2 separate regions of the Homo sapiens genome follow, and region 2 is linked to region 1. Evidence: chromatin loops called from intact Hi-C (ENCODE). Cell type or tissue: dorsolateral prefrontal cortex. All regions are shown on one strand. Links, peaks and the distances in the headings refer to the core of each region. The heading gives the core; the rest is flanking DNA.

Region 1 (16,621 bases), core at 3,417-11,416:
ACGGTCCTGATGCAGCATCATCGATTAGAAGAGTTCCACACAAGGACATGGGAGAAGGTTTGCCCCAGGATAGGATACAATATCAAGGTGGCTTTTCCCACACCTCGACAACGAGAATTCCCTTAGGACCCTTTTCCCATTGTGTTATTCTAGCTTCATTCCCATCCAGTTCTATCCCTCTTACTTTACCCCTTTTCATTCATTCCTTTTACTTACTTCGATTTTTCCTATCCCTCCCATTAGTCTGCAGTGTTTTTGAGGCAGCAATCAAGTCTCCAACTTTCAAAGTACGAAGCATGATATTTTTCATAATAGATGCTCAGCATGTTTTTATTTAACAAAACAGAATATAATAATGGCTACCGTTTATAGAGCAATGTGTGTCATTTGTGATGTTAGGTGCTCTTTGTATTTGATTTGATTTTATCCTTATAACAATTGAATGATGTAGGTGTCTTCATCCTTGTTTTACAGGGGAGGAAACTGAAGCTTTGGGAAATTAAGTAACTTGCCCAAGGTCACATAATTAGTAAGCAGCAGAGTTGGGACTCAATCCATATTTTTTCTGATTTAAACATGGGGTAACTTACACACTAATCTAGGCTGCCTTCCTGTATTGACTATTTTGTTATAAAATTGAAAGAGAAAAGCTGGAAGGGTGAGACATGGTTAGACAAGCAGTCACTTGCCTTCAGGAAGCTGGACGAGTTGAACTGCCAAGCAGAGTCCACATTCTTGATGTGTACCTGGGTATTAGAGGGCAGACAGGTACCCGTGGGAAGGAACTCATTTCAGACCTTAAGCTAATTCTCATCCCCTTTTAATATGAGACAAAAAAACTAAAATGAAGCTGTCCTGTGTTCAGGTGTACTGTGTGCTAATCCTATTCTCCTTGGGAGAGGAGGAGCAGTAGGAGATGATTTCTACAAATCATTGCCTGGCTTTGCAGACAGATTGCTGAGTCAGAGGGAGTTAGCTGACATTATAGAAAGGCAAATGGGCAGCTTACCCCAGGATAATGCAGGTCTATTATTCAGCCTTTCCTATGAGTTACAGAGCAGGATGCCATCACAACAGTGAGACTGGAGGTTTAGTGACAGTGGGGAGATACATTGGTAAAGGTGTAGTATGCTGGTGCCTATTTGGAAATCCAAGGTCCTGAAGTTGCTGAAAAACTTATTTAAATGAATAAGCTAAAGACAGAACCCAAGGGGTATAGCACAGCAGAATAAGCTCTAATCATGAACTTAGGATATTGTGCCTTTTAATTTCAATGCTGGAACTTATTTTAAAAATCATGTAGATGAATAATGTTTTGAAATGCTAATTAATATGCTTCTGTTTCTCGAATTTGCTTCAACCCTTGTTCCTTTTCTCATTCAGTCAGCTAAGTATTCTTCATCAGTGCCTTAGGGGTGAACTGACAGCAGAAAGCAGAGTCAGTTGTTGGCTTTTGAGTTTAGCAATACAGATATTATGACTCAGCTATGAAAACATGAGATTTTGAGAGAATATGGAATAAGAAAAAATGTTCTGATCTCAAAGACAAAGAATGGAGTCCAAAGCTTGGGAAGAAAGATATAGAAGAAACTTAAAAGTTGGTTGGAGAAAGAATAAGGAAACATAGGCAGATGGACCATGATGACTGTATTGAATCAGCATCTGGGGAATGACCAGAGTCCATTTGACTGTACATCATCTGTAGCTCAGAACCTAGGGACAGCAGGCTTTAGACATGAAGTCTTATGTATTGCCTGCACTGAGGAGCTATGATGAGGTCCCCCCTTTGACAGAAGTCAGCACCTAGCCCACTGGTCATGTATCAGGAGTGATAGCCATTCATAAGCCCACTCTTAAGCGTGTTCTGTTGGCATCCACTTACCCTAGAATTGTCTACTCTTTATCAGCATCCTGGGACAACTGTATACCTATGAAATGGATACTTACAAGGGTGGTAGCATATAACAAAAAGTCCTTTACTCATATACATAGGTGGAAAAAAAGGAAATTATCTAGGGGTTTTTCTGTGTATTTAGCAGCCAAAAAAAAGTTTCCATTTGCAGTACACAAAGTAATGGCTCCCAAAGATGTGGGAGAATAAGTCCCTTTTGCCATGTAAGGTAACATATTCTTAGGTTCTGGGCCCTAAGAATAGGTATAGGCAATCAAATTTAGGATACTCAGATAGAAACATTACTTTGGATTATCCTGGAGAGTTCAATATAATCACAAGTGTTTTTATAAAAGGGAGGCAGGAGAGTCAGAGTCAGAGAGGAAGATGTGACAATAGAAGCAGAAGTGACAATAGAAGAAGAATTTGGGGTGACCCAGAGCCATGAACCAAGAAATGTTGGCAGCCTCTAACAGCTGGCAAGGAAAAGGAAACTGATTTTCCCCTGCGACCTCCAGAAGGAAGTAGCTTGTTAATAATATGAAATTTTGAACCCTGTTCTATGTCTACGAAATCACATTATCTCGATTTGGGCCCAGACTTTGTTGTGTAAAACTGTCCAATGTTATTGTGATACTGCCTGCAGCCTGTGCACAGGAGGTTAAAAAAAAAGTACTAACTCTAAATCGACAAATCACTCACCATGACCATTATCACATTCAGGAATTTGAATGGTCTTTTACCACAAAAAGATCAAATTGTCGTTCGGTTTCACAAGATCTCATCACACCTTGAAAAAAAATAACAACTTCCACTTACTGAACATATGTATTCTAAGACAATCAGTGTGCTGATACGTTCATACTTCATGTCATTTAATCTTACAGTCACCCTATGAAATAATGACTAATGAACATATATATTCTAAGACAATCAGTATGCTGATACTTTCGTGCTTTATGTCATTTAATCTTACAGTCACCCTATAAAATAATGACTAATGTTATAATCTATAATTTTTTAAGTTCTAGAATAATTAACTGCAGCTGGATTACAAAGGTAAAAATATAGTTTATATACAATCTGGAATGCAATTGAGTGGCATGGAACAGACCTCAAAACCAGTTCTATTAATTCCTGCCAAGGCACAGTGAGGCTTCTCTTCCATGTAATCCTTCTGTTGGTGTTCACGAAACATCTCATCGTCTCCAAGGAGCCTTAGAATATATCTGACAAACAAAAAGTTATACCACACGGAGCCAGTTCAATAGGGCTGAGCAAAATTTCAGTCCCAAAGACCCCTCACTCCTAGAAGACCATGAGCAGAGCTCTGGTGGTGCTGTCAGTGGGAGGCCTTTACGGGACATTATAAGGAGAGCTAACGTAACTCAATGGCATGGATGATTTGTGACACTGGCCCAAATGTCTAACGTGATCCCATGATCTGCATTCAATAACTTGACTCCCAGCTCACGGTTGATAACATCCTTCTATTAGCAGTTGATGAGTCACAGTACTGATTCCCCTCTGTCTGTCTGGTTCCTCCAGGTATGTTGAGCCCTTGGCATGTTGGACCCCACCAACCTCTTCCCTCAACATTGCCTTTCCTCCATATCTTAACCTTTAGCCCTTGTAATTTTTATTTGGTCTCAAGGGACAGTGCAGCGTATTTTCCGATCTGTTATTTTAGCATATGTTTTATGTTCTACTTTATTCTAGATTTTCTGGCCTTTGACTCTAAAAGTCAAACTTTGGGTATAAGAACTATTTTTCTCAAACTACTCTCCCAGTCTTGAGTTTCAAAATCCTGGCAATATAAGCTAGAGGTGGGAGCATGAGGTACAAGGATGTGTGGAAGAGTAAGAAACGAACCACATAAACAATATTGCAAAACATGATTACTATTTATAATCCCAGGGCCATACAGGCAATAAGAGATGAAGGCAGGCATTACATCCACATCTCTCTGATGTGGTCTCTCTGATGTGGTCTCTCTGATGTGACATCCAGTCCATCATTAGACCTCTCTGACTAGCATGCCCAACTCTAAATCACTGCAAATTCTACTCAAAGGTCCTAGTCTGGGCCTATGGAGCAGCTTTGTTCCTTCTTTCTCAAGATAGTCATTTGGATATTTGAAAATAACTATTTTGGCACCTGAGCCATCTATAAGCTAAACACCATCTAACTCCTCTACTGTTCTTCCTAGACATAATATTGTCCATCTTTTCATCTTCCTGGACCTTCTTCTGGAAGTGCACAAGTTTTTGTGTGTCTCTCTTGACTTGTGACTTTCTCAATCAAGCTGCATCATTCCAATTAGGGAGGTCTAAAGTTAACTACAGACACTTTCCCAATATCATTGTTCCTGGCACCACACTTCCAAATTGAAATATGACTGTACCATGCAGAATGTGTATAGGCTTCTACTGCATCTTTCTAGGAGATATTTCCAACCTCAGAGAAGGTGCTTGGGATCAATTGAGGATATTCTTCAACCTCTCTCTAGAGCAAAAATGCACTCCTAATGCTATAGCATACCAAGATTTATACAAAGACTAGGAAAAAGGTTCTGCATGTGTTATGTAGTAATTAGTCCAGCAATAGTGAGAATCTGAAATTACCACAAGTGCTCCTTATGTCAGAAGCCCCAGACTGTAAGGCAGCAGGGGATGGGGTGGGCATGTCGGCAAAATGACGGTATACCTACTATGTACCCATTAAAATTAAAAGTTTGAAAAAAAAAGTACAGTACAAAAAGCAGGAGCCTGTAGCTGATTCTGCAAAAATTTCACTTTGGGCCCTTGAATAATGATTTTACCTCTTTTGATTTTCTTTTTCCCACTTGTAAAACAATAGGATTAAGACAGAGTGAGATTTTTAAAACACTTTTTTTATTTTTATAGCTTTAGAGGTGCAGTGGCTTTTGGTTATGTGGATGAATTATATAAAAGCAAATCTTGAGATTTTAGCGCACTCCTCACCTGAGTAGTATATATTGTACCTAATATGTAATTGTTTATCCCACAACCCTCTAGAGTAGTTTCTTAAGGTGTTTATTTACTCACTGCAATGAGGAAAACATTTCTGCACATGAACACCAAAAATATATATTTTTTACTTACCCATAAATTATATACATAAGCTACGCTAACATATATAGTATAAAACATACCACAAGTAAAACTTTTAAAATAATTTGAATTTTGGCCAGGCGCAGTGGCTCACACCTGTAATCCCAGCACTTTAGGAGGCTGAGGCGGGTGGATCAGGCGGTCAGGAGTTCGAGACTAGCCTGACCAACATGGCGAAACCCCGTCTGTACTAAAAATACAACGACAACAACAACAAAAATTAGCCGGGCATGGTGGCGCGCACCTGTAATCCCAGCTACTCAGGAGACTGAGGCAGAATTGCTTGAACCCGGGAGGTGGAGGTTACAGTGAGCTGAGATCGCGCCACTGCACTCCAGCCTGGGCAACAGAGTGAGACTCTGTCTCAAAAATAAATAAATAAATAAAATAATAATAATAATTTGAATTTTAAAATATAATAATGAGTGTAATATATTTCATTTTATCCCAGTGAGTCATCATAAGCACCTAGAGCATGGAGTGGCAAACTTTTTCTATAAAGGGCCAGGTAGTAAATACGTTAGGCTTTGCCGGCCATATTCTTTCTCTTGTAAAGATGATTTTGTCTGATGTTAGTATAGCCATTTCAGCTTTCTTGTGGTTGCTATTTGCAAGACATATAATTTTCTATTCTTTTACTTTCAACCAATTTGTATCCTTGAATCTAAAATAGTATCTCCTATAGGGACCCCTTATACATGGTTGATGGGGATGTAAATTAATATAGTCATTTTAGAAAACAGTATGAAAGTTTCTCAAAAAGAAAAAAAAAATTACCATATGATCCAGCAAGCCCACTTCTAGGTTTATACCTAAAGAGATTGAAATCAGGATCTCATAAAGATTATCTGCATTCTCATATTTTATTGAAGTGATATTCACAATAGTTAAGACATGGAAGCAACCTAAATGTCCATTGATGGATGAATGGGTAAAAAGAATGTGGTATATGCATAATGGAATATTATTCAGTCTTATAAATAAAGAAAATGCTGTTATTGTGACAACAAGGATAAACATGGAGGACGTTATCCAAGTGAAATAAGCCAGGCTTAGAAAGACAAAGACTGCTTGATATCACATACATGTGGACTCTATGAAAGTCAAACTCATAGAAGTAGAGAGTAAAATGGTGGTTACTAGAGCCTGGGAGGGATCAGGGAATTGGAGGGTGGATGGGAAAACTGGATACGTTACTCAAAGGGTACAAAGTTTCAGTTGGTTAGGAGGACTGATTCTAGTGATCTGTTGCATAGCATAGTGACTACAGTTAATAATAATTATTGTATATTTCAAAATTTCTTTAAAAAAGTAGATTTCAAATGTTCTCACAATAAAGAAATGATAAGTATGTGATGTGGTAAATATGTTAATTAGTCTGATTTAATCATCGCACAAAGTACACATGTATTATAACATAACATTGTACCACATAATATATATAATTATTTGTCAATTAAAACTAAAATCTAAAACAAAAAAACAAAAACAAAGTCTCCTAAACACAGCAAATAATTGCATCTTGTTTTTTATTTGAGTTTGACAATTTTTGACTAAACTATTTAATCCGTTCAAATTTAACATTATTATTGATATAATTGGATTTGCATCTACCTTTTAGCTTGTTTATTTCTCTACGTTTCATGTCTTTTTGTTCCTCTATTTCTCCTTTACTGCTTTTTTTTGCATTGAGAGAATATTTTCTAATGTAATATATTAATTCCTTTAATTTCTTCTACAATCATTAATGGTTTTGTTTTGTTAACGGCTGCTCTAGAGTTTACTATACATATTTTAATTATCACAGTCTACTTTAAATTTATACTACCATAGCTATTGTACTTATTGTTGTATGTGTGTGTATATATATATAACTTTATATAACATCATACATGTTACAAATATGTTACATAATATATGCTGCAAATCTAACAATATTGTATTTTAATTTTTACTTCATATGATTTTATGTCTATTAAAGAAGCTGAGATATGATGTCTGTTGCAACTACTCAACTCTGCAACTATAGCATGAAAACAGCCATAGGCAACACTTACATGATGAACATTGCTGTGTTCCAATAAAACTTTGTATATAGGCATTGAAATTTGCATTTTATGTCATTTTTACATCATGAGATAGTCTGTCATTTTTTTCCAACCACTTAAATAAGTAAAAACTACTTTGGCTCACAAATTATATGAAAACAGTCAGGGGCAGGATTCAATCTGAGTGCATAGTTTTCCAACCACCTGGACATCGGCAATTATACTTTAAACTCTTTTACGTGACACCCTGAGGCTACCCAGACATATCACCAGGCCAGCCATGGTGGTGAAATAAGGTCAGAGATTGGGCTTCAGTGCCCTGTCTTCATTTCATGAAGAATAGTTGTACTTATAGTTTGTTTTGTTTGTCAGATTGGAAATATTGCTTAACAAAATGGAAGGAAAAAAGAAGGGAGAGGGAAGGAAGAAAGAGAGCAGGAAGGGGAAAAAAGAGTAATCTCAAATGTTCTCTCTAGATCTGACATTTTACTACATTCATGTAAAATAGTACCAAATCTTTAAGAACTCTACTAAATTTCTGTTATTCTGGAAATCTGAATAATATTTGTATATTAGGCAGTATTTTCATTTATCTCTATTAATGTCTTTCTGAACTTTTAAATCTAAGTTTATTTTCACACAGAGAAACAACATTAAGGAAAGGGAACAGATTTTCTACACCTGGACATAAAGAACTAGGAGAACTGAGATCTTTTAGCACCCTCTTGTGTCCATAAGTAGTGATTACAACAGCCTACCCCTCTATTAATAACATCTAAGTTCTCAGATAGTGGGATAATATTCTTGCAACAAAGAACTAGAAGTGATAACAAGGGTTTGCCAATGCTTATTTGTACTTATCTGTTATATTTGAACATATCTTCTACAAATAACAGTTCCCTGAAAAGAAAAACACTTCCTTTCTTCCTTTGGTTTAAATGCTACCCACTCTTTAAAAAAAAGTTTACCATCAACTTTAGCTCATCATAAATATCCTTTCTGCATAATTAAAGCACTTGAGATTATAGGTTTCAACATCAGACATGGGTTTGATTCTTAACTCTGCCCTCTATTAGCTGTATAACTCTCCGCAAATCAATCAACCTTCTCTTCTAAGTGTTTATGCAGCCGTTTATGAATGAATGGAACCCCACCCATATCAGCATAGTTGTTTCACCTGTGACTGAACTAAAAATCACTTTGACTTAAAAGTTAGAACTGGAGACACAAACAACAAAATAAAGAATAGACAAATTGCACTTCATCAAAATTAATAACTTTTTTGTATCAAAAGACACTATCAAGAAAGTGAAATGACCACCTACCAAATGGGAAACAGTATTTACAAATTATACATAGTGGATTCTTCTTATTTGTGTTATTTGTAATACTCAGGTTCTAAAAGTCACTGCAGACATTGAATTAGCAAATATTGGAACGTTGTTCCTAGAGAAATATACACATTTTTATATACACTCTGTGTGTATGTGTGTGTATATGTATATCCCAATTATATATATATTTGCATTATATATTTACATTGTATATATAATGTATATATATTTACATTGTATATATAATGTATATATATTTACATCATATATAATGTTTGGATATATATCATAGATTATAATCTTATATCCTAAAAGTAACTCATTTTGGTAGACTCTATTTTCTTTAATTTACAAAAGGGGAAACAAGGTTCAGAAGAGATAAGAAACTTACCTGAGGCTGCCTCACAGGTCTGAGTTGAGACTCAAACCCGTGCAACTGACCCCAGAGCTGAAACTTTTTGCAGTATACTGCACTGGCAATCTTCTGGTAATCTCTGTATGAAAGCTGAAACAAGAAGATAGAGCAATGCCTTAGTCAACCTCAGCTAAGAATGTGCACCTCTAGCAACTAAATTTTTCACTGCTCTGCATATCTTCAAATGACCACTGATTTGGGGAATACAAATAATTTTAGCAAATAGGCAAATTCACAAATATAAAACCTACAAATAGTGAGAATCGGCTATATTTGATAAGGGTCTATTATCTAAGATATATAAAGAACTGTTACAACTCAATAAAAAATGAGCCAATTAAAACATGGGCAGCTCACAAAAATAAAATACAGTATCTAGGAATACATATAAGCAAGGAGGTGAAAGATCTCTATAAGGTGAACTACAAAACACAGTTGAAATAAATCATAAATGACACAAACAAATGGAAAAATATTTTATGCTAATGGGTTGAAAGAATCAACATTGGCTGGGCATGGTGGCTCACATCTATAATCCCAGCAGTTTGGGAGGCCGAGGCAGGCACATCACTTGAGGTCAGGAGTTCGAGACCAGCCTGGCCAACATGACGAAACCCCGTCACTACTAAAAATACAAAAAAAATTAGCTGGGAGTGGTGGTGCATGCCTGTAATCCTAGCTACTCGGGAGGCTGAGGCTGTGGCAGGTGAATCACTTGAACCTGGGAGGAGAAGCTGCAGTGAGCCAAGGTCATGCAACTGTACTCCAGCCTGGGTGACAGAGCGAGACTCTGTTTCAAAAAAAAAAAAAAAAAAAGAAAAGAAAGAAAGAAAGAATCAATGTTGTTAAAATGACCATACTGGCCAAAGCAATCTATAGATTCAATGCAATTCCTATTAAATTACCAACATCACTTTTCACAAATTAGAAAACAAAATTCTAAAATTCATATGAAGCCAAAAGAGCCCAGTCAGAGCAATCTTGAGTAAAAAGAATAAAACTGGAGGCATCACATTACCTGACTTCAAACTATACTACAAGGCTACAGTAGTCAAAATAGTATGGTACTGGTACAAAAATAGACCAGTGGAACAAAATAGATAGCACAGAAATAAAGCCATAAATCTAAAACCATCTGACCTGACAAAGCTGACAAAAAGAAACAATTGGGAAAGAATTTTCTATTTAATAAATGGTGCTAGGATAACTGGCTAACCCTATGCAAATGAACGAAACTGGAACCCTGCCTTTCACCATATACAAAAATTAACTGAAGATGGATTTTAAACTTAAATATAATGCCTCAACCAATAAAAATCCTAGAAGAAAACCTAGGAAACACTTTTTTGGACACTGGTCTAAGCAAAGAATTTATGACTAAGCCCTCACAAGCAAATGCAACAAAAACAGAAAGTGACAATGGAGACCTAATTGAAATAACCAGCTTCTGCACAGCAAAGGAAACTACCAAAAGAGTAAACAGACAACCTTCAGAATAAGGGAAAACTTTTGCAAACTATGCATCCAACAAAAGTCTAAGATCCAGAATCTATGAGGAACTTAAGCACATATACAAGCAAAAAAAACCCCATTGAAAAGTGTACAAAGGACATGAAAAGACACTTCTCAAAAGAAGACACATAAAACAATTCCAATATTATTAATCAACAGGGAAATACACACCAAAACCACCATGAGATATCATCTTACCCAGTGAGAATGGCTGTTATTAAAAAGACAAAAAATAGGGAGCCAAGATGGCCGAATAGGAACAGCTCCGGTCTACAGCTCCCAGCATGACTGACACAGAAGACGGGTGATTTCTGCATTTCCATGTTAGATACCGGGTTCATCTCACTAGGGAGTGCCAGACAGCGGGCGCAGGCCAGTGGGTGTGCACACCGTGCGCGAGCCGAAGCAGGGTGAGGCATTGCCTCACTTGGGAAGCGCAAGGGGTCAGGGAGTTCCCTTTCAGAGTCAAAGAAAGGGGTGATGGATGGCACCTGGAAAATCGGGTCACTCCCACACGAATACTGCTCTTTTCCGTCGGGCTTAAAAAACGGCGCACTACGAGATTATGTCCCACACCTGGTTCGGAGGGTCTTACGCCCACGGAGTCTCGCTGATTGCTAGCACAGCAGTCTGAGATCAAACTGCAAGGCGGCAGCGAGGCTGGGGGAGGGGCGCCCTCCATTGCCCAGGCTTGCTTAGGTAAACAAAGCAGCCTCGAAGCTCCAACTGGGTGGAGCCCACCACAGCTCAAGGAGGCCTGCCTGCCTCTGTAGGCTCCACCTCTTGGGGCAGGGCACAGACAAACAAAAAGACAGCAGTAACCTCTGCAGACTTAAATGTCCCTATCTGACAGCTTTGAAGAGAGCAGTGGTTCTCCCAGTACGCAGCTGGAGATCTGAGAAGGGGCAGACTGCCTCCTCAAGTGGGTGCCTGACCCCTGACCCCCGAGCAGCCTAACTGGGAGGCACCCCCCAGCAGGGACACACTGATACCTCACACGGCAGGGTATTCCAACAGACCTGCAGCTGAGGGTCCTGTCTGTTACAAGGAAAACTAACAAACAGAAAGGACATCCACACCAAAAACCCATCTGTACATCACCATCATCAAAGACCAAAAGTAGATAAAACCACAAAGATGGGGAAAAAACAGAACAGAAAAACTGGAAACTCTAAAAAGCAGAGCACCTGTCCTCCTCCAAAGGAACACAGTTCCTCACCAGCAACGGAACAAAGCTGGACGGAGAATGACTTTGACGAGCTGAGAGAAGAAGGCTTCAGACGATCAAATTACTCTGAGCTACGGGAGGATATTCAAACCAAAGGCAAAGAAGTTGAAAACTTTGAAAAAAATTTAGAAGAATGTATAACTAGAATAACCAATACAGAGAAGTGCTTAAAGGAGCTGATGGAGCTGAAAACCAAGGCTCGAGAACTACGTGAAGAATGCAGAAGCCTCAGGAGCCAATGCCATCAACTGGAAGAAAGGGTATCAGCGATGGAAGATGAAATGAATGAAATGAAGTGAGAAGGGAAGTTTAGAGAAAAAAGAATAAAAAGAAATGAGCAAAGCCTCCAAGAAATATGGGACTATGTGAAAAGACCAAATCTACGTCTGATTGGTGTACCTGAAAGTGATGGGGAGAATGGAACCAAGTTGGAAAACACTCTGCAGGATATTATCCAGGAGAACTTCCCCAATCTAGCAAGGCAGGCCAACATTCAGATTCAGGAAATACAGAGAATGCCACAAAGATACTCCTCGAGAAGAGCAACTCCAAGACACATAATTGTCAGATTCACCAAAGTTGAAATGAAGGAAAAAATGTTAAGGGCAGCCAGAGAGAAAGGTCAGGTTACCCTCAAAGGGAAGCCCATCAGACTAACAGCAGATCTCTCGGAAGAAACCCTACAAGCCAGAAGAGAGTGGGGGCCAGTATTCAACATTCTTAAAGACAAGAATTTTCAACCCAGAATTTCATATCCAGCCAAACTAAGCTTCATAAGTGAAAGAGAAATAAAATACTTTACAGACAAGCAAATTCTGAGAGATTTTGTCACCACCAGGCCTGCGCTAAAAGAGCTCCTGAAGGAAGCGCTAAACATGGAAAGGAACAACCGGTACCAGCCGCTGCAAAATCATGCCAAAATGTAAAGACCATTGAGACTAGGAAGAAACTGCATCAACTAACGAGCAAAATCACCAGCTAACATCATCATGACAGGATCAAATTCACACATAACAATGTTAACTTTAAATGTAAATGGACTAAATGTTCCAATTAAAAGACACAGACTGGCAAATTGGATAAAGAGTCAAGACCCATCAGTGTGCTGTATTCAGGAAACCCATCTCACGTGCAGAGACACACATAGGCTCAAAATAAAAGGATGGAGGAAGATCTACCAAGCAAATGGAAAACAAAAAAAGGCAGGGGTTGCAATCCTAGTCTCTGATAAAACAGACTTTAAACCAACAAAGATCAAAAGAGACAAAGAAGGCCATTACATAATGGTAAAGGGATCAATTCAACAAGAAGAGCTAACTATCCTAAATATATATGCACCCAACACAGGAGCACCCAGATTCATAAAGCAAGTCCTGAGTGACCTACAAAGAGACTTAGACTCCCACACATTAATAGTGGGAGAATTTAACACCCCACTGTCAACATTAGACAGATCAACGAGACAGAAAGTCAACAAGGATACCAAGGAATTGAACTCAGCTCTGCACCAAGCAGACCTAATAGACATCTACAGAACTCTCCACCCCAAATCAACAGAATATACATTTTTTTCAGCACCACACCACACCTATTCCAAAATTGACCACATACTTGGAAGTAAAGCTCTCCTCAGCAAATGTAAAAGAACACAAATTATAACAAACTATCTCTCAGACCACAGTGAAATCAAACTAGAACTCAGGATTAAGAATCTCACTCAAAACTGCTCAACAACATGGAAACTGAACAACCTGCTCCTGAGTGACTACTGGGTACTTAACGAAATGAAGGCAGAAATAAAGATGTTCTTTGAAACCAACGAGAACAAAGACACAACATACCAGAATCTCTGGGACACATTCAAAGCGGTGTGTAGAGGGAAATTTATAGCACTAAATGCCCACAAGAGAAAGCAGGAAAGATCCAAAATTGACACCCTAACATCACAATTAAAAGAACTAGAAAAGCAAGAGCAAACACATTCAAAAGCTAGCAGAAGGCAAGAAATAACTAAAATCAGAGCAGAACTGAAGGAAATAGAGACATAAAAAACCCTTCAAAAAATTAATGAATCCAGGAGCTGGTTTTTTGAAAGGATCAACAAAATTGATAGACCGCTAGCAAGACTAATAAAGAAAAAAAGAGAGAAGAATCAAATAGTTGCAATAAAAAATGATAAAGGGGATATCACCACCGATCCCACAGAAATACAAACTACCATCAGAGAATACTACAAACACCTCTATGCAAATAAACTAGAAAATCTAGAAGAAATGGATAAATTCCTTGACACATACACTCTCCCAAGACTAAACCAGGAAGAAGTTGAATTTCTGAATAGACCAATAACAGGATCTGAAATTGTGGCAATAATCAATAGCTTACCAACCAAAAAGAGTCCAGGAGCAGATGGATTCACAGCCGAATCCTACCAGAGGTACAAGGAGGAACTGGTACCATTCCTTCTGAAACTATTCCAATCAATAGAAAAAGAGGGAATCCTCCCTAACTCATTTTATGAGGCCAGCATCATTCTGATACCAAAGCCTGGCAGAGACACAACCAAAAAAGAGAATTTTAGACCAATATCCTTGATGAACATTGATGCAAAAATCCTCAATAAAATACTGGCAAACCGAATCCAGCAGCACATCAAAAAGCTTATCCACCATGATCAAGTGGGCTTCATCCCTGGGATGCAAGGCTGGTTCAATATACGCAAATCAATACGTGTAATTCAGCATATAAACAGAACCAAAGACAAAAACCACATGATTATCTCAATAGATGCAAAAAAGGCCTTTGACAAAATTCAACAACCCTTCATGCTAAAAACTCTCAATAAATTAGGTATTGATGGAACGTATTTCAAAATAATAGGAGCTATCTATGACAAACCCACAGCCAATATCATACTGAATGGGCAAAAACTGGAAGCATTCCCTTTGAAAACTGGCATAAGACAGGGATGCCCTCTCTCACCACTCCTATTCAACATAGTGTTGGAAATTCTGGCCAGGGCAATTAGGCAGGAGAAGGAAATAAAGGGTATTCAATTAGGAAAAGAGGAAGTCAAATTGTCCCTGTTTGCAGATGACATGATTGTATATCTAGAAAACCCCATTGTCTCAGCCCAAAATGTCCTTAAGCTGATCAGCAACTTCAGCAAAGTCTCAGGATACAAAATCAATGTACAAAAATCACAAGCATTCTTATACACCAACAACAGACAAACAGAGAGCCAAATCATGAGTGAACTCCCATTCACAATTGCTTCAAAGAGAATAAAATACCTAGGAATCCAACTTACAAGGGATGTGAAGGACCTCTTCAAGGAGAACTACAAACCACTGCTCAAGGAAATAAAAGAGGATACAAACAAATGGAAGAACATTCCATGCTCATGGGTAGGAAGAATCAATATCTGAAAATGGCCATACTGCCCAAGGTAATTTACAGATTCAATGCCATCCCCATCAAGCTACCAATGCGTTTCTTCACAGAATTGGAAAAAAACTACTTTAAAGTTCATCTGGAACCAAAAAAGAGCCCACATCGCCAAGTCAATCCTAAGCCAAAAGAACAAAGCTGGAGGCATCACGCTACCTGACTTCAAACTATACTACAAGGCTACAGTAATCAAAACAGCATGTTACTGGTACCAAAACAGAGATATAGATCAATGGAACAGAACAGAGCCCTCAGAAATAACGCCGCTTATCTACAACTATCTGATCTTTGACAAACCTGAGAAAAACAAGCAATGGGGAAAGGATTCCCTATTTAATAAATGGTGCTGGGAAAACTGGCTAGCCATGTGTAGAAAGCTGAAACTGGATCCCTTCCTTACACCTTATACAAAAATCAGTTCAAGATGGATTAAAGACTTAAACGTTAGACCTAAAACCATAAAAACCCTAGAAGAAAACCTAGGCATTACCATTCAGGACATAGGCATGGGCAAGGACTTCATGTCTAAAACACCAAAAGCAATGGCAACAAAAGACAAAATTGACAAATGGGATCTAATTAAACTGAAGAGCTTCTGCACAGCAAAAGAAACTACCATCAGAGTGAACAGGCAACCTACAAAATGGGAGAAAATTTTCGCAACCTACTCATCTGACAAAGGGCTAATATCCAGAATCTACAATGAACTCAAACAAATTTACAAGAAAAAACAAACAACCCCATCAAAAAGTGGGCGAAGGACATGAACAGACACTTCTCAAAAGAAGACATTTATGCAGCCAAAAAACACATGAAAAAATGCTCATCATCACTGGCCATCAGAGAAATGCAAATCAAAACCACAATGAGATACCATCTCACACCAGTTAGAATGGCAATCATTAAAAAGTCAGGAAACAACAGGTGCTGGAGAGGATGTGGAGAAATAGGAACACTTTTACACTGTTGGTGGGACTGTAAACTAGTTCAACCATTGTGGAAGTCAGTGTGGCGATTCCTCAGGGATCTAGAGCTAGAAATACCATTTGACCCAGCCATCCCATTACCCAAAGGACTGTAAATCATGCTGCTATAAAGACACATGCACACGTATGTTTATTGCGGCATTATTCACAATAGCAAAGACTTGGAACCAACCCAAATGTCCAACAATGATAGACTGGATTAAGAAAATGTGGCATATATACACCATGGAATACTATGCAGCCATAAAAAATGATGAGTTCATGTCCTTTGTAGGGACATGGATGAAATTGGAAATCATCATTCTCAGTAAACTATCGCAAGAACAAAAAACCAAACACCGCATATTCTCACTCATAGGTGGGAACTGAACAATGAGATCACATGGACACAGGAAGGGGAACATCACACTCTGGGGACTGTTGTGGGGTGGGGGGAGGGGGGAGGGATAGCACTGGGAGATATACCTAATGCTAGATGATGAGTTAGTGGGTGCAGCGCACCAGCATGGCACATGTATACATATGTAACTAACCTGCACAATGTGCACATGTACCCTAAAACTTAAAGTATAATAATAAAAGAAAAATAAAATAAAATAAAAATAAAAAGACAAAAAATAATA
Region 2 (10,273 bases), core at 945-8,944, 170 kb before region 1:
CTGCTGATTCTTTAATGCTGATAGAATCATCTGGTGAAAACAGAAGGGAAGCTAAAAGGGAGACTTAGATTGGTTTATATTGCCTGAATTATTAAAATAAACATCAGCAAGCTACCCAAAGCCTTGTTTCACACTTAAAGTGTCAAAGATAAGCATGCAGTTGAGTTGGTAAAGAATGTTACCCTCTACTTTTCAATCCATATTTCTCCCAAGGAGGAAAGACTAAAACAATAATAGACACACACTCTCAGAGAATTTTCTACAAAATCAAAAAAGGTATCAAACCCCCAAACCCCCAAAAATCTTGTTATGATACAAAGTGACAAGACAAGAAAAATCAATTTTCTTTGAAGTTAAGATATTAATATATTTATTATTCCCAAAGCTGGAGAAGAATGCAAAATTCTGAAGGTGAAAAGTAAAATGGTTATTTTGGTATCCTTTAATAAATAACCTTTGCATTATTTGAGGGCTTGCTACTTGATTTCTCTTCATCTTTCTTTTTTCTTTCATTAGCTTCTCGATCACTGCAGAATAATTAAAAAAAAAGATAGGGTAATTTTTCAAGGGTTGTTACTGAATTGTCTTTAACCAAGTATTTCTGCGATTCTAAACATTAGCAAATCTAACACTGTTTTCTTATACCTAAAAAAAAATCTAAGAATATTTTTATAAGCTAATCAGTTCTGATTGTTGGAATTTTCATGATAATATATTTGTGGCAATGCTATCAACTTTCATAGATGCTGTTACTATACTCTTATCCAGAAAAATATGATCCTAAAAGGTCTTTATTTTTCCTTAATATAATAGACTTAAGACTCTCATCTAGAAAGTTGCTATAATTCTCATTTTTACTTTTCCAATTAAATTATAACCAAACTCACAATATTGATTGTTATTTACATAGGTATAATGCTTTGAAGTTCATAAACATTTTTAAAATGTCCTTGAATGTTATTTACGTAGGTATAATGCTTTGAAGTTCATAAACATTTTTAAAATGTCCTTGAATCTCCACAAAACTATATTGTTCAGTCATTTTTCCCTCAGGAGGAACTGAGGCTCTGCACAATGAACTGGCCTGTCCCAGGTTACCTAGCTGATAAGCTACCTCTTCCTACCCCAGAGGTTCTGGGTATGATTATGCTTTTCAACATCAAAATAAAAAAATTATTGTGAAAGTGCTTTGGAAATTGTCTCTTCAAAAGAGAGGAGGTATCATATCATTAATGTGTGATGCCAAGTATCTTAGGTTTTAAAAGTAACAAAAACTAATTTCTAGCAAACAGGCACAACTATCAAATTTATTGATAAACCTTTTTACGTACAAGATGCTCTGACACATAGCACATTTATTGATGTGCATCTTGCCATATGGGCCTCGAACAGGGTTATTTTCTCTGGTGCAGATAAGCTTTCCATTTCTCTGCATGCTTCGAAATTCACGACACAGATCCTACCAACAGTAGCAGAAAAAGTTGTTACTGTCATGGTATAATCTTTCAAACCTGATAACATGATTGACCGATTAGATATAAACTCATAACACAGGAAAAAAACAGAGAAGTGAAATTTCAGAGAAGAAATATGTTTTAAAGGCACTTTATTCAATCTCTACCTAAGAAGTTTGAATCTTCTCCATTGCATCTCTATCAAATGATTGTCTTGCCCTAATGGAATTTCACTAAAGCAGCCCATTCCTTTAAAAACTATATATATATATATTGCAAGCAAGATTATATATATATATATATATATATATATATACACATATATTGCACCACTGCACTCCAGGCTGGACAACAGAACAAGATTACATATATATAACAAGATTATATATATAGATAGATAGATAATATATATCTATATATATAATATATTATATCTATCTATATATATATATAATCTTGTTATGTATATAATATAATCTTGTTATATATATATAATCTTGTTCTGTTGTCCAGCCTGGAGTGCAGTGGTGCAATCATAGCTCATTGCAGCCTCCAACTCCTGGGCTCAAGCAACACTCCCACCTCAGTCTGCTAAGTAGCTAGAACTACAGGCATGTGCCACCATGCCTGGCTAATATTTTAAAATTTTTTGTAGAGACGGGAGTCTCTCTGTGTTGCCTGGGCTGATCTTAAACTCTTGGCCTCAAGTGATCCTCTCGCATTGGCCTCCCAAAGCACTGAGATTACAGGCATGAGCCCCCAGTGCCCTGTCCCATCTCATTTTAATACCATTTTCTATGAGGCAGAGCCCCAAACCTGTCTCCCTATGAGTGCACTCAGTATTCCACACATAAGTCTACTTCAAAAGCCCTGGAATGAACTAAACGACACTCTTCTGGCAAAACATAAAAACACGTAAACTTTCAGCTTCATTTCTCAACCACAATTTACCAAAAAAAAAAAAAAAAAAATTATTGTGCGAGGTGCTTTATCGTGTGGTTTAATAGATTTCCTTTAGTGGTTGTAAAAATCTTATAAGATAAATACGCATCATCCCCATTCTACAGATGAGAAAAATAAATCTCAGAGCTATTAAATAAAGTCAGTGTTGAATTTGTGATCAGAAACCTGCTAACCACCAGGTTATACCTTTTTACTTATTTGCTTTTACAAGTCAGAGAATAAAACTCCTATGTGTGGATAAGTATATGGAGCTGCCTTTTGTGTTCATTGAAACATAATGATCATAAAAAGAAGCCAATAGAACCGAGTCTACAGATAGGATCTAGAATGTACTAAAATCTTCAGAGAGCTACAGAAGTCTCTGGAACTTCCTGTAAGCCCAAAGAGCCAAAGTGGTGATATGGAAACATTACCTTAAAAAATAACACAGTAACCTAGATTGTACTTACCCTTCTTTCTTTAAATTGTGATGTCCGTAAACAAACAATTCCAGGCCTTACTTTTAATTGCAGCATTTTAAAAAATTCTCTGGAATTAAATACCTATCAACATATTAAATGTCTCACAACCACCATTTTCACAAATTACTGGAAGTATTTTCTTTTCCAGGTGCTCACAATACCACATATTTTTATAATAGCACTCCTCTGACTGTATTGCAACCCTCCAATTCAGTCTTTGGCTCTTCTATTCATTAATTATGTGTAGTTCACTTCTCTTAAGTTTTCCTGAATTCTAAAAAATTGGAACAATATCACCACTGAATAGATTTTGGGGAGGTTTAAATATAATTATTGGTAAACCTTATTTAACGTTGCATGTGTAGATAAAACGGTAGTTCTCTATTTGACACACACACACACACACACACACTCACACACAATCTCAATATTTTTATTTTTTTTTTAAGACAAGTTCTTACTCTGTTGCCCAGGCTGGAGTGCAATAATGCTATCATAGCTCACTGCTGCCTTGAATTCATGGGCTCAAGTGATCCTCTCACCTTAACCTCCCAAGTAGCTAGAGTTACAGGTGTGCACCATCATGCCTGGCTATTTTTTTTTTAATTATTATTATTTTGTAGAGACAGGGTCTCACTATGTTGCCCAGGCTGGTTTTGAACTCCTGGGCTCAAGCAATTCTCTTGCTCTGGTCTCCCAAAACACTGGGATTAAAAGAGTGAGTTACCACACCCTGCCTCCATATTTTCTTTATTTTTTTTTTACTCAGTATTTTCTATATATAAATATATATAGCATTTTTCTGTTCAAAATTTTTTAAATAAGGATCATAAAATTAAAAATTTACCAAGATTTTAAATAGATGTCCTTTAGAGATCATGTGAAGTTGTGCAATAAGGTTATTTTCTCAAAGCCATTTCATCTACCGTAACACACAACAGATATTCCCAAAATATTTTTAAATAATGATAATTACTAATAAGGTTTCATTTTCTTTAGCCACTACAGGCTTAATGAAAAGTTGCCCTACTAATAGGAAAAATCTTCCCAGGGAAATTTCGCTATTTATCTTTTCTAATTGGAGTCCGTCGGTGCATTAAAAGATTGTGCTGTGTAATATTCTACGTGTTGGTGTTGTAGTGTTGAATACTATTTATAAGGACCAAAACTGAACACTAGGTGGCAATGAAATGCCAGATCAAGAATTTATTATCTCAAACTCCAACTTTTCTTCTTTTTCTTTTCCTTTTTTTTTTTTTTTTTTTTTTTTGAGACAGAGTCTTGCTCTGTCGCCCAGGCTGGTGTGCAGTGGCGCTATCTCAGCTCACTGCAAGCTCGCCTCCCAGGTTCACGCCATTCTCCTGCCTCAGCCTCCTAAGTAGCTGGGACTATAGGCGCCCGCCATCGTGCCCGGCTAATTTTTTTGTACTTTTAGTAGAGACGGGGTTTCACCGTGCTAGCCAGGATGGTCTCGATTTCCTGACCTCGTGATCTGCCCGCCTCAGCTTCTCAAAGTGCTGGGATTATAGGCCTGAGCCACCGTGCCTGGCCTCAAACTCCAAATTTTTGATACTGATTTTCTTTGTAATTTTTGGCATCTGATTGCTTGATATTTATTTGTTTAAAAAATTCAGAAACAGCAGAGTGCGATGGCTCATGTAATCCCAGCACTTTGGGAGGCTGAGACTTGAGCTCCGGCAAATTGCTTGAGCTCAGGAGTTCGAGACCATCCTGAGCAACAGCAAGACCCTGTCTCAAAGGAAAGAAAAAATTCAAAAATGAAATTCACTGGCTAACTACAATAATTTGACAGTTGTCACTGGTTCTACAATTGCATCAGAGTCACTCCTGGGGAACTGAAGAGCATGCTATTTATTTTCAAGATCTGGCCATGACTTCATTGTTTACCGTTATATCACCAATGATTGGGACAGAGTCAGCATTTCACAAATATTTGTTGAATAAATATACCATACAATGAACTAACTGAATTCAGGTATTAGCGTGTCTAACATCTATTACCTCTTTGTCATTGCTCCTTTCTCCTGTATTGCTCCTTTCTCCTGTATTGCTCCTGTCTTCATCCTCTTTCTTTTTTTTTTCAGCTGCTTCCCTTTCCCTGGGGGGAAAACAATGAAACATTTCAATCAAAGTGAACAAACGCCTCATTAATTACCAGATCTGCTTCTAAAACAATTGTCATTTTCCCAAACTGGTAAGAAATGATTATTGTACTTTAAGACTCACAGTCAAAAGCTCATTTTGAAACATACTCACAGTTTTTCCTTACACATAGTACACTTATTGCCATGTGTCTTGCCATCTGGACCCCGGACAGGGTCACTTTCTCGAGTGCAGATGAGTTTTCCATTTTTCATTTGGCTTCTAAACTCATCACATGTATCCTGAAAAGATGGGAAGATTATATTGGAAGTGCTGTTTTTACATAATATTTGATTGGATTTGAGAATCAGAGGATTTCTTTCCAAGAGTCAGGCAGCCATGTAACCTTGCTGTGATAGGCAAAATAATGTCCCACAGAGAGAGACGTCTATGTTCTAATTCCTGGAACCTCCAAATATGTTGCTTTACGTGGCAAGGAGGAATTATGGTTGAATATGGAATTAAGATTGCTAATCAGTTGAATTTAAAATGGGGAAGTTACCCTGGATTATCCAAGTGGGGCCCATGTAATCACAAAGGTTCTTACTCATTAAAGAGAGAGGCAGCGGCAGGACAGTCAGTGTGAGAATGATAAAGCATAAGAAGGACTTGACTGGCCATCACTGGCTTAAGGGTGGCCACAAGCCAAGGAATACAGGTAGCTTCTAGAAGTTAGAGAAAGCAAAGAAACAGATCCTCACCTAGAGCCTCCACAAAGGAATGCGGCATTACCAACATCTTGGTTTTATCACAATCAGACCATTTAAAACTTATGGAATCCAGAAATATAAGATAATAAATGTGTGTTATTTTACGCATCTGCTTATAGTAACTTACACTAGCAGCAAAATAATGCAAAAACAAAAATAAATCCCAGTATACTTGCAAAACCTCATTTTCCCTATCTACGAAATAAGGTTAAAAGGCCAAATTTGACCAGGCTGTTGAAATAATTAAATAAACTGTAATTTATAAAAATGCCTTGTAAAGTGTCAGACTTAAAGATGTCCACTTGGCATTAGGTTTCTTCACTGAACAAGTTATCAGTGAGAGTCACTGATAACTTGGTAACTCCTGACCTTCTAAGGGCAAGCTCTAGCTTGATCATGTTGACACCTTCTTCTATAGTTTTGATCGCCAACTGCTGACTCACAGAAAGACGATTCTTGCCAAAACCCAAAAAATAACTCACCTTCCCTGATTCTGATCCAGTCCCATTTGATCTGGAGCGAGAATACTCATTTTTTCTCTCTGCTTCTCTTTCCCTGGAGGAGAAAAAAGTGAATATTCATCTTGTTAACAAATATTGACCCTGGATTATGCACTAAGTGTGTCCCGTGCAAATGACAAGAAGTCAGCTTTCTTCAACTGTGCTGGTCAATGATTCCAAATGGCCGTGACAAAGTCTTCCTAGGATTCTGGCACAATAAAGAACAAGGGTCTATCATGATAGCACTTAGAGTTCACAGAATTGTAATAGAAAATACAATAGAAATCAGCCACTTGGTTAGCTGCCCTTGCTAAGGCTCATTGTTCCTTAGAGAACGCAAGAGAAAAAAATAGAATATTTGGAAATTAGCAAAAAGAATAATTTGCATGGAAGGAGCCATAGCAAATGAGAAATAGCCATTCATTCAAGAGGAATGTGACTATATTTTAGACATGCCTGTTGAGAGAAATACTTACAATTTTGCTTTACACATGGTACACTGATTGTTGTACGATTTGCCATCAGCATCACGTACAGGATCACTCTCCCGAGTACAGCTGAGTCTTCCATTTTTCATTTGTTCCCGATACTCAGCACATTCGTCCTGAAAACAGAGAAGAACGAAGAGCCCCTGGATTACTTAGTCTACTGTATTCTTAGTAAATTGTTTTAACAGTCTGAGTAAGAGAAGTTCTTTCACCTCTCTTTATAAGAAACATAACATTGCCGGGTACGGTGGCTCATGCCTGTAATCCCAGCACTTTGGGAGGCCAAGATGGGTGGATCATGAGGTCAGGAGTTCAAGACCAGCCTGGACAGCATGGTGAAACACTGTCTCTACTAAAAATACAAAAATTAGCTGGGCATGGTGGCGGGTGCCTGTAATCCCAGCTACTTGGGAGGCTGAGGCAGGAGAATCGTTTGAACCCAGGAGGCAGAAGTTGCGGTGAGCCAAGATTGCTCCATTGCACTCCAGCCTGGGTGACAGGGTGAGACTCCATCTCAAACAAACAAACAAACAAAAAAACCCCTAACATCTAGGTCTGGCATCTGCAGAGAAAAGGGGACCAGAATCACCCATGTTGTAATTATAAGAGATGAGTTGTCATGGCTACTAATGTTGCTTTTAAGGATCTACACAAGGAAATTATAAATATGACTGAATTTAATAGCATATATTAAATGTCAGCAAACTACAGTTTCCCCTTGGTACACTTGGGGGATTGGTTCCAGGATCAAAATCCATGTATACTGAAGTCTGTCAGTTGGCCCTGTACAACTCACCTATACAAAAAGTTAGCCCTCCATATATGCAGGTTTCACATCCCACAAATCCTGTATTTTTTATCTAAGTTTGGTTGAAAAAAAATTAAGTACAAGTGGACCTGGGAAATTCAAACCCATGTTGTTCAAGGTTCAATTGTATAGCCCACAGGGAAGATCTTTCCTGCTTCCTGTTCTTACACATAAAGTTTTACTGAAACACATCCTCACTCATTTATTCAGATATTATTTTTTTGCTTCTTTCCCACAACAATGGCAGAGTAAAATAGTTGCAGCAGACATCATATGACCCACAAAGCCCACATTGCTTAAAATATTTAGCTGGCCTTATACAGAAAAAAATGTGCAGGTCTCTAGTGCAGATAGAAGAGAGAGAAAAATGCTGGAGGAAAACCCAAAGTTATGCAAAATGTCAAGGAAGGTAGGTTTGACCAAGTTATGAACAAGACACACAAAATGTCTATCAGACAATTCTAATCAACAGGGCTATTCCTTAAAAGGGAGAACTCAGCCTCCTAAAGCAAAAAAGATGGGAAAAAAACAGAATAGCCAGAGTTTATCAAAGGTAAATATTGGGCCTTTGTCAGATCTGGAAGTGAAGACATGGTTTTGATATTCCAAGGTTGTAAAAAGATAAATAAGGCGACTGCAATTTTATGAAACTGTGTTCAGAGACCCAAGGAGTGACCTTATGTGCAACATTGCCATGCTGACACTTAAAAATGCCTCAAGAAACATGCTAAACCTTTGCCTAAATTATTTTCTTTTATCCCTGGAAGAGTACTGCTAAATCAGGGAAAGTAGAATTCAGTGAGAGGAAGTAATTTACTCAATGTCTCACAAGTCCAGGTAGTAGGAGCAGAATCATAACCCAATCTGACTCCAAAGCCTGTGCTCTTTTGTCCTATCATGCTGCCTTGGATCAACAGAAAAGACACCTAAAAAAAGTGGCTCTGTCCAAGGCAAGAAAGAATAATGAAAGAAAATGAAGAGCATGTGATACTGATGAGAACGATTATTGATATGAGGTCTAGATTACCATAAAGAGGGCTCAGGAGACTGGGATAAGGTCATTACATATTGTTAATTATTTCAAGGTGTAAAGAAATCCAAATGAACCCCAGAGCAGTGAAAATGTGCTGATATCTTACCCTGCAACCTTAAGGAGAAACTTCTCTGTTCTCTCAAGGACTTAGCACTGCCTTTACCATAGACTATATACGCTATTCACAGTCCTATTGTCAAGGAGTTGAGCCCGCCCCAGTTACTGAAATTAGAGGTTGCTCTCACCTGAGTGTTTCCTCCTCCACCACCACTGGAACCATGTCCTGCAGCATTTCTCTGATCTTCCTCTTCTTTCCTCTTTCTTTCCTCATTTTCTTTCTGGCTGGAAATTAGAAAGTGGGAGGTAGGGAACAATAGATTACAGAGAGTGGTGTGCATTTCTTTGAGTTTCTCATTATATGAACAAATCACATATGTACAGAATTATCGAGCATTGAGTTAACATCTACTATGCTGCAGGCCTTCTCTAAAAATAAAAATATAAATTATATGGAGTCCTTTGCCAGGAAGGGTCTCATTAAAATAAAAGAACACCACATATATATCACCATAAACAAGACAAGGTGAGTAAAGCTGGGTGTGTTGGTTTGCACCTGTAATCTCAGCACTTTGGAAGGCTGAGGTGAGTGGATCCCTGAGGTCAGGAGTTCGAGACCAGTCTGGCCAACATGGCAAAACACTGTCTCTACTAAAAATACAAGAATTAGCCAGGCGTGGTGGTACATGCCTGTAACCCCAGCTACTAGGGAGGCTGGGGCAGGAGAATCACTTGAACCCAGGAGGCAGAAGTTACAGTGAGCTGAGATCACACCACTGCACTTCAGTGTGGACGACAGAGTGGGACTCCATAAGAAAAAAAAAAAAAAAAGACAAGGTGAGCAATTAACTAACACTTCATAAATGTTCACTGGGGATCTCCAGCTGTGTTTATCGCCAATACCTAATGTTCAAGAGGCCCCAAAATCATTATCTTCTCTACCAAATGTATTCTTTCTCCTGGATTTTCTACCTTTCACAAAAAAACAAACACAAAACAGTGGAATCATCTCTAATTGCTTACTGTCCTTCAGCTTGCATAGCTGTCACCACATGACATTGACTTCACCTTCACAGCATCCCCCACCTTGATCCACTCGCCTTCTAGCCTACCTCCTTGCTCTGCGTAGCTGCCTCTTCCTGGGTTATTTATTGCAGCTCCTCCCTCTACATGAGTAGCAATTCTTAAGTTTAGTACTTTCTTTCTCTTTTTCTCCTGTTTACTGCTAACAAATGAATCTTCCTAAAGGAACAATATTTATGCCACTTACTGTCCTATCTGAACAACTTTTGCAGCTTCCCATTACATGTAGAATTGACCTCGAAATCTCTGGTGTGCATTCAAGGTTGATAAAGTTGGTAAGTTCTGACTAAACTAAATGACTTGTTTTTTTCCTAATTTTAGATCCTTACTCTTGCTGTTCCCTTCTTCTCCTCTCATTACTTTCTGTCATGTCCACATTTTATCCAAATTATAAGGTCTAGTTTTATCCCACCATAAAACTTTCTATTAATTATCCCTTTCTTGAAGTACTGTAACATACCACAGACAAATTTTTCATTCAACAGTCCCTCCTTTGTATTATATTACCTTACGTCTGTGACTAATATCAGTGGACTATATGATTTCTGAGAAG

What was found. Peaks named below come from ENCODE experiments on the same cell type or tissue, not always from the same donor. Only the 100,000 strongest peaks of a DNase experiment are listed, where the experiment ranks them.
Region 2: it touches region 1 in a loop (19-fold over the local background); 63 of 110 quality-filtered maps call a loop at or near these places.

The regions. Positions count from the first base shown.
Region 1 is chr5:147,941,083-147,957,703 of GRCh38, reverse strand. No RefSeq gene overlaps it. Among named protein-coding and RNA genes, the nearest start is that of C5orf46, 43 kb to the right of the region's middle. RefSeq lists an enhancer at 10,801-11,373. In dorsolateral prefrontal cortex, for the core only: CTCF peaks have their summits at 7,605 and 7,809 (motif pointing left); no DNase peak of the experiment used is centred there.
Region 2 is chr5:148,115,019-148,125,291 of GRCh38, reverse strand. SPINK5 (serine peptidase inhibitor Kazal type 5) reads right to left here. Exons shown (of 33, transcript NM_006846.4): 22 at 8,826-8,922; 23 at 6,728-6,855; 24 at 6,234-6,306; 25 at 5,156-5,283; 26 at 4,901-4,997; 27 at 1,332-1,459; 28 at 455-527. Among named protein-coding and RNA genes, the nearest start is that of SPINK14, 48 kb to the left of the region's middle. In dorsolateral prefrontal cortex, for the core only: CTCF peaks have their summits at 3,836 and 4,036 (motif pointing right); no DNase peak of the experiment used is centred there; H3K27ac peaks cover 558 bases.